3 separate regions of the Homo sapiens genome follow, and all the other regions are linked to region 1. A link is a contact called in ENCODE Hi-C or POLR2A ChIA-PET data. All regions are on one chromosome and are shown on one strand. Each heading gives the region's core, a stretch centred on a gene start or an enhancer-like site at or near the end of the contact. The rest is flanking DNA. Distances are from core to core; before and after follow the strand shown. Region 1 holds the start of HDAC2 (histone deacetylase 2). Region 2 holds the start of MTRES1 (mitochondrial transcription rescue factor 1). Region 3 holds the start of MAN1A1 (mannosidase alpha class 1A member 1).

The links. Hi-C counts contacts between places; a loop is a spot of excess contacts on that map. ChIA-PET counts read pairs that join two places held with the same protein, here RNA polymerase II (POLR2A). Pooled maps may share reads with other maps.
Region 2: a loop to region 1 is called in a map of CD8-positive, alpha-beta T cell, with 27 times the contacts of the local background. The contact joins the promoter of MTRES1 here to the promoter of HDAC2 in region 1. A Hi-C loop is called at or near these places in 1 of 168 maps with a recorded cell type or tissue (CD8-positive, alpha-beta T cell) and 5 of 50 pooled maps. POLR2A ChIA-PET finds 5 or more read pairs at or near these places in 2 of 52 experiments (GM12878 and OCI-LY7).
Region 3: a map of CD4-positive, alpha-beta T cell shows a loop between it and region 1 (19-fold over the local background). The contact joins the promoter of MAN1A1 here to the promoter of HDAC2 in region 1. A Hi-C loop is called at or near these places in 1 of 168 maps with a recorded cell type or tissue (CD4-positive, alpha-beta T cell) and 5 of 50 pooled maps. POLR2A ChIA-PET finds 5 or more read pairs at or near these places in 2 of 52 experiments (OCI-LY7 and activated T-cell).

Annotation. Positions count from the first base shown.
Region 1 is chr6:113,969,856-113,972,505 of GRCh38, reverse strand. HDAC2 (histone deacetylase 2) reads left to right here and starts at 1,358. Exons shown (of 14, transcript NM_001527.4): 1 at 1,358-1,649. The coding sequence starts at 1,598. HDAC2-AS2 (HDAC2 and HS3ST5 antisense RNA 2) reads right to left here. Exons shown (of 10, transcript NR_125845.1): 1 at 2,228-2,650. RefSeq lists silencers at 848-1,027, 1,003-1,446, 1,388-1,687, 1,898-2,217 and an enhancer at 863-1,841.
Region 2 is chr6:107,026,893-107,029,542 of GRCh38, reverse strand. MTRES1 (mitochondrial transcription rescue factor 1) reads right to left here and starts at 1,344. Exons shown (of 4, transcript NM_016487.5): 1 at 1,272-1,344. RefSeq lists enhancers at 626-725, 836-945 and a silencer at 1,056-1,525.
Region 3 is chr6:119,348,420-119,351,069 of GRCh38, reverse strand. It overlaps MAN1A1 (mannosidase alpha class 1A member 1), which reads left to right and starts at 1,309. Exons shown (of 13, transcript NM_005907.4): 1 at 1,309-1,528; 2 at 1,783-2,607. The coding sequence starts at 2,005. RefSeq lists silencers at 749-1,388, 1,899-2,098, 2,159-2,278 and an enhancer at 2,489-2,650.

The DNA.
Region 1 (2,650 bases), core at 109-2,608:
AATTAACTTTACCTCTAGGCCAGTGTTTCACTCACCGTAATTTCTCTAGCAACTTCATCAGTCACCTGGGGTCTTGTTAAAAATACAGAGGAGGGGGCGGAGGGAGGGCAGGGGCCACCCTGGACTTAACTTTTTCTAAATCTCTTGGGGGTGAGGTTGGGGAAAATTGCTGCTTTAAGCATGAACACTTTCGGGATTTTGAAGTCAAACAGCAAATTAAAAGGGGTATTTTTGGTAGTGGCTCTTAAATTCCAGCATCAATACAGCCTTTTTTTTTTTTTAATAGGGGTGTATTTGGGGGGTAGGGATAGCAATTTTATATAACTGGGATTGGGTGCTATAAAACAGGCTGTTAGCCTCCAGCCCTCACCTGCAAGGTGGCTGGCTTAAGGTAGGTACTTGATAAATGTGGATTTATTTAACAGAGGAACACTTGTATTCATAACCTCCAAGAGTTTCGAAAGTCTTTCTGCTCCAATCTTCCAGTGTCTAGCCAGCAGCATTGCTGCAGAGTGGAACAGCTAGGGTGCGTGGAGTTTGCAGAATGAGTTCAAACCTCCAGACTTATCAGTTAGCAGTAAGAACAAGTTCCTTAATCTGCCTCCACCTATAAAGAAGGAGTACAATTGCCACTTACCTCCTAGAGTTGTTGAGAGTCTTAAATGAGATTAAATATTATAAATAGATTATCAATGGAATATATTATAAATGCAAGTGCTTAGAACTGTACCTTATAAATGAGCTCCACAGATGCTTATTAAAACCCGAGCGGTGCCCTCTCCCCTTAACATCCGTAATAGGCCCCCTTACACCTCATACCCATTACGAGTCAAAATAATAATAATAATAATAAATAAGTGAACAAACGACAAACGAGAAAACTAGGCTACCAGGCACTGGGGCGATGGGCCACAGCCCGGCGGGGTAGTGGGCCCGGAAGGGGCGCGGGAGTGGGCTCTCCCCGCCGGGCTCGCGGCACGTGGTCGGCTTGGGCGGGAGCTTCGCGACAGTGGGGGAGGGGAGCAGCGTGGGACGCCGAGGAGGGGTCCAGACCGCCAAGGCTACGAGGCGCCGACTGCGCAGGCTCGGGGACAGGCGCAACCACTGCGCGCAGACCTGAGGGGGAGAACGTCCACCCGGCTGCACGCTCCCTGGATCTACTTGCGCAGCGAAAGCTTGTCTTCTTCCTCATTTTAACACTGTGTATGGCGCCGCCTTGCGCAGGTTGTTCACCCTAACAGGGCCTCTAACCTCGAGCCCGAAACGGCCTCCTTCTCCAGCCGTGCCCCTTCCTCCCCCGTGGAGGCCGCAGTGGATGCGCTCACCTCCCTGCGGCCTCCTGAGGTGGTTTGGTGGCCCCCTCCTCGCGAGTTGGTGCCGCTGCCACCTCCGATTCCGAGCTTTCGGCACCTCTGCCGGGTGGTACCGAGCCTTCCCGGCGCCCCCTCCTCTCCTCCCACCGGCCTGCCCTTCCCCGCGGGACTATCGCCCCCACGTTTCCCTCAGCCCTTTTCTCTCCCGGCCGAGCCGCGGCGGCAGCAGCAGCAGCAGCAGCAGCAGGAGGAGGAGCCCGGTGGCGGCGGTGGCCGGGGAGCCCATGGCGTACAGTCAAGGAGGCGGCAAAAAAAAAGTCTGCTACTACTACGACGGTGAGCGGCCGGGCCGGTGTCGGGGTGGGCGCGCGGGGCCGGGCGCTGGGTTCCGCGGCTGCCGTCGCGAGTGGGCGCCGGGGCTGAGGGGTGGGAAGGAGGAGGGACCGACATTTGGCCGCATCTTAACCCGTTCCCGGCCCGGCACAGTTAGAACGAGACCCTCTTCCTGGCGCAGCCCCCGCGGTTCCTGCGGGCGGGAATCAGGGGGCCCGCCCGTCTTGTCTCCTGCCTCTCCCCCTTCGGCCGTGCAGTCCGCAGCCTCGAAGGTGGCCGCCGCTGGGGACGGCGCCGGCCTACCCCGCCTTGGTGGTGGCGGCGGCGAAGGGGGCGGCCCATTCTCTCCCTTCTCCCGCCCACCATTCGTGGCAACGCAGGTTTGGGGTGCCCCGCGTCGGCCTCCTACCCCCTCGACCCGTCCCCCGCGAGGCAAAATTTCTATCCCGGCCTTGACTCTACACAAAGCCCCGCGGCCGCGAGAGCTCCGCCCCTCCCGTCCCCTTCCCTCCTCCTCGCCTGCTCGCCTCCCCTACCCTGCGTTCGGTCTGGCCGGAGCGTCTTCTCCTTCCTCGGCTTACCCTTTCCCCGGACCCCTCCTCCCGGTGGGCGCTGGAGAGTAGTTACTGAGGGTGGGGGCTCAGGTCGCGTGTGGCTTTATCACACCCATGTTTTGCGTGGGCTCCAACCCTCTCCTTTGTTCGCTGGGTTCTTTGAGCGCGTCTTTCTCAGGATTCAAATGGAAGGGCTTCACTTCCTCAATAATAGTTCGGGTTTTCCAGTTTCAGGCAGAAAGACTTCGTAGGAAATAAGAGGTGGTAGGGAGATGTGGAACTGCTACTGCTTGTGTTGTAGATCAGACTCCATGGGTCCTGGCTTGCCTCAGAGAGGTGGTTACCACCCACTTCTTTGTTGCTCTTTGTTCGATCAGGAAATAGACCCTGCTTTGGGGATTTAGAGAGCATTGGTATCTTGCAAAGGCTGTTCCTAGGTGGTGGGGAATC
Region 2 (2,650 bases), core at 95-2,594, 6.9 Mb after region 1:
CAGTGCATTCTAGCCTCGGCGACAGAGCGAGTGTCAAAAAAAAAAACAACAAAACAGGCCGGGCGCGGTGGCTCACGCCTGTAATCCCAGCACTGTCGGAGGCTTAGGCGTGCGGATCAGGAAGTCAGGAAATCGAGACCATCCTGGCTAACACGGTGAAACCCCGTCTCTACTAAAAATACAAAAAATTAGCCGGGCGTGGTGGCAGGCGCCTGTAGTCCCAGCTACTCGGGAGGCTGAGGCGGGAGAATGGCGTGAACCCGGGAGGCGGAGCTTGCAGTGAGCAGAGATCGCGCCACTGCACTCCAGCCTGGGCGACAGAGCGAGACTGCGTCTCAAAAAAAAAAAAAATAGCCGGGTGTGGCGGTGTGCGCCTGTAGTCCCAGCTGCTGGGGAGGCTGAGGCAGGAGAATGGCGTGAACCTGGGAGGCGGAGCTTGCAGTGAGCCGAGATCCCGCCATTGCACTCCAGCCTGGGCGACAGAGCAAGACTCCGTCTCAAAAAAACAAAACAAAACAAAACAAAACAACACCCTGTGGAATAAAAATTGATCAGGAGGACGGGTGCATTCGAATGAATCAGGAAAAGAACACGCAATGATGGACCCTGGGAAGTGACCTGATGGAAGTTCATTTTAAAAGATCTCTTTGGCGTTGGTGTGGGATGAGTGGAGAGATGATCACGGCAGAATCCCATAGGAGGTTTTGGGTGACATCTTCAGGAGAGGTATACAATCTGAACTAACCGAAGACTGTAAGAAAAGCAGTGTCTGTAAAAAAAGCAGCGCTGACTTTGACCTGCTTGACGCCAGGAAACGCTCCACATTCCTGAGCCCGTTCACCGCTCCGTAAGATGGAGAAACTGGTCTAAACGCTTTGAAGTCTAATGCAGCTAAAGATCCTTCCCTTTACTTGGAGACCTCGGAGGCTGTGGGCTGAGACAGGGTCGGATTCCTCTCGCTCCCTCCCCACCCCCGCGGGCAGTGCACCTTCCTGGGTCCCCAAGGTCAAAGGAAATGGACAACTGCGTCCCCGGGTTCGCAGTCTGCATTCGGAGCCAGCAGGAGCGACAGGAGGCAGGAACGGAAGGCTTCGCCGCGCTCAATTACCACAGTCCCTGCGCAGCCCTGAGCTCGCGGGGCGTCCCGAGGCTGGCAGGACACGGGACACTCACGGGGAGACCCGGCGGGAGCGTGGGCGGGGCGGAGAGGCGAAGTGACAGGGGGCGCGGGCAGGGGGCCCGGCGCGGCGCGCCAGCAGAGGCGCACTCACCTGTACGTCAGGCCCTCTCGTCCCTCCCCGCGGCCGCGCGGACTGCAGGCCTCCAGGCTACCCCTATCTGCGCCCCGCCCCTTCCGCCGGCGCCGGCGCAGTGAGAGCGGGTCGGGCGGGGCGCGAGGCCAGGGCGGCAGCGAAGCAGCGACCCCTGCTGGAGGCCGCGTCTTGGAGGACTGCGCGGGAAGTAGGCTCGGGGCACACCATTCTCCCGGGTTCACGCCATTCTCCTGCCTCAGCCTCCTGAGTAGCTGGGACTACAGGCGCCCACCACCACGCCCGGCTAATTTTTTTGTGTTTTTAGCAGAGACAGGGTTTCACCGTTTTAGCCAGGATGGTCTCGATCTCCCGCCCTCGTGATCCGCTCTCCTCGGCCTCCCAAAGTGCTGGGATTACAGGCGTGAGCCACCGCGCCCGGCCATCTTAATTCTTTTTTCTTTTTTTTTTTTTTTTGAAACCGAGTCTCACTCTTGCCCAGGCTGGAGTGCAGCGGCGTAATCTCAGCTCACTGCGACCTCCGCCTCCCGGGTTCAAGCGATTGTCGTTCCTCAGTCTCCTAAGTAGCTGGGACTACAGGCGTGAGCCACCATGACCGGCTAATCATCTTAATTATTAATGAAGTGATCCTTTCTCTGGGACCACTAACCCCTTTGAACATTTTTTTTTTTGACAGGGTCTCACTCTGTTGCCCGGAGTGCAATGGTGCGATCTCGGCTCACTGCAACCTCTGCTACCCAGGCTCAAGCTGTTCTCCCCACCTCAGCCTCCCCAGTACCTGGGACTCCAGGTGTGTGCCACCACGGCCTGCTAATTTTTGTTTTGTTTTGTTTTGTTTGTAGAGATGGGGTTTCGCCATATTGCCCAGGCTGGGACTCAAGAGAAGCGATCTTCCAGCCTCAGCCTCTTAAAGTGCTGGGATTACAGGTGTAAGCCACCGAGCCCGCCCTCTTTGAACATCTCCAAGAGATATAGGCGTTGTTTCCAGAAAAATGTGCAAATACGTCAGACTCGCAGTTTAAGGAAACATCTTTTCAAGACCAACGCAATTTACACGTGAGCCAATTCCCCTTTCCCTCCCAACCAACTATCCATCCATTCGTCCATCCATCCATCCATCCATCCATCCATCCCTCTCTCATTAGGTCTGTCTGTGGAGAACTCTGACTCATACACCAAACAAGATGTCACCCTGCAACATTCTAACAAAACTTCTAGTCAAAGTCACAGATGACCTCTGCAATGTAAATCCAAAGGTCTGGTCTCATTCCTCAACTTACTTGAGTTATAGGATACCCCATTGGTTTCACCTACCTCACTTGCCACTTAATCTTCTTCCCTGTTTTTTCTTTTGTTTTGTTTTGTTTTTTTGTTTTTGA
Region 3 (2,650 bases), core at 60-2,559, 5.4 Mb before region 1:
AGCCATAAAGCCAGCTTTATCAAACAATAATTTCCTATTAACAAGAACTTTGAGTGTATTACTCATTTTACACAAAACAAGTAGACGACAAATAATGATGGTTAAAATTAATAATTAAATGATTAAATGAAAACTAGTAAGGATTTCTGATTACTTTTCTACTTTCTCATACAGCTTAACACCTGGAAACAACTGTACTGGAGCCACCTTCCCGAAAGGTGCCAGCTGTTTCCTTTGTCTTAAGCACAAACAGAACTAATGTCACATTTCCAGAGAAGGGTAAGGATGAAATAAGGCGACTACAAACCAGCTTTCAGAAATGCGAAGTCAGTCAACGTTTTCCTCTCTGATAACCCCTTATTTGTGGAGCAACAGGAGAATTACAACACATTTTGGAAAATAATTTCTATTGGACCAACTCCTCACTTCGCTGGAAGTAGTCGGATCCAAGACTTAATTTCAACACAGTGTTCGACTTATTGCTTGAAGCTACCGCAGCATAAAACTCGTCTTCGAATGGAAAATTTGACCAACTTCTATGAGGTAAATGAATAGTGAAAGTACGGGTGGGCGGGAGAGACATACAAGTTTTTTCGGTTTTTTGTTTTTTGGGGGAAGAAAGGGCGCATACGAAAAAAGTCCTAAGCAAGCACAGAACTGTGTCTCTTAGGATGTAAAAGGATGTTATACCAGAGAGCTCAAAAGCTCCCAGGGTCACGGCTCCCCTAACCGAGGGACTTGGGGTTTCACTGCTACCAGGCACCCGGGGAACCCCGGCCTTGGATAAAAAGAGGGTAACTGGAGTAAAGCCGTGCTTCTGAACGACCCAGCGCCCAGGACCCCCTGCCAGACCCCGCCTTTCCCGGGACCCCCTCGGGAGCGCCCCCGACCGCCCCGCACGGGTCGGAGGAGGAGGCAGAGAGGTCCCGCGCGGACCCAGGCGCCTCCCGGGCCAGTCGAGGATCAACCACCCCGGGGACCCCTGCCGAGGCCAGCGCAGGATAAACTCCCCGACCCCGAACTCTGCCTGCCGCTTCTCGGCGCTGGGCCTCAGCCACGGGTTCGACCGTCCTCCTCACCGCGGCTCCCGCCTACCTCGCGCCTCCCGGCCCCGCGACCTCCCCGCCGCCGGCCGGGCCCCGCCGAGGCTGCGCTTCCCGTAAACTCCCCGCCCCGCGCATCCCCCTCCTCGCCTCGGCCCCGCCCCCGCGGGACCCTGGGCGGCGCGTGATTGGCCCGGCCGCGCCGTCACTCTCCGGCCGCGTCGCCTCCCTCGCTTTCCACCGCCCCAAGACCGGCAGTGAGATTAGTGCTCGCGGGGCCGCGGCGGAGTGTACCGTGCTGCTCTACTCGCTGCCATTCGCCCGCAGGTCGGCGCGCTCGCCCACCTGAGCCGCGCCGGGGCTGCGGGACCGTGGGACAGCGCGCTCAGCCCAGCCTAGGAAAGAGGCAGCAGTCTCAGCGCGGAGATGGGGAGCGGGCGAAGTTGACGAGTCTCCCGCCCACGCTGCGCCCCTCCTGCCCAGAGGTGCGCTGCCCCTCCCCGAGGTGCTCGCGCGCTGCCCTGACCCCTTCCTGCGCGGGACACCCCTCCCCTACCCACGGGACCTGATAACTTCACCCCAAGTCCAGAGAGTGGGCTGCGAGGGCGGTGCCCGGACTGGACAGGACTCTGCTTAAGGGGAGCGGTCCTGGAGGCTCGCCAGGAGTCGGAGGGCGGAGACCCGCTGGAAACTTTATCATCGCCGTAATTACTACGTTTTACTGTTTCTCTCCCCGCAGGGGCTGCAGCCAGCGGTCTGTCGCGCGTGCCTGTGTGCCCGAGGAGCCGCCCCGGGGAGAAGACCCGGCGCGGAGTTGTTCCCCCAGGGAGGATCCGCAGCCCAGCCGAGGGGGTCGGGCGGCCTGGCTACGCAGGACCCAGCCCCGCAGCCGCGGACTCCCAGCGGCGGCGAAGTTTGGCTGCTGAGCGGCGCGGCGCCGGACCACTGGACAGCGGGAGCGATGCCCGTGGGGGGCCTGTTGCCGCTCTTCAGCAGCCCCGCGGGCGGCGTCCTGGGCGGGGGGCTCGGCGGCGGCGGTGGCAGGAAGGGGTCGGGCCCCGCCGCCCTCCGCCTGACGGAGAAGTTCGTGCTGCTGCTGGTATTCAGCGCCTTCATCACGCTCTGCTTCGGGGCGATCTTCTTCCTGCCAGACTCCTCCAAGCTGCTCAGCGGGGTCCTGTTCCACTCCAGCCCCGCCTTGCAGCCGGCCGCCGACCACAAGCCCGGGCCCGGGGCGCGCGCCGAGGACGCGGCCGAGGGGCGAGCCCGGCGCCGCGAGGAGGGGGCACCCGGGGACCCGGAGGCCGCCCTGGAGGACAACTTGGCCAGGATCCGCGAAAACCACGAGCGGGCTCTCAGGGAAGCCAAGGAGACCCTGCAGAAGCTGCCCGAGGAGATCCAAAGAGACATCCTACTGGAGAAGAAGAAGGTGGCCCAGGACCAGCTGCGTGACAAGGCGCCGTTCAGAGGCCTGCCCCCGGTGGACTTCGTGCCCCCAATCGGGGTGGAGAGCCGGGAGCCCGCCGACGCCGCCATCCGCGAGAAAAGGGCAAAGATCAAAGAGGTGAGTGGGCCGCGCCAGAAATCCCTCCCGACCGGCCGTGTTT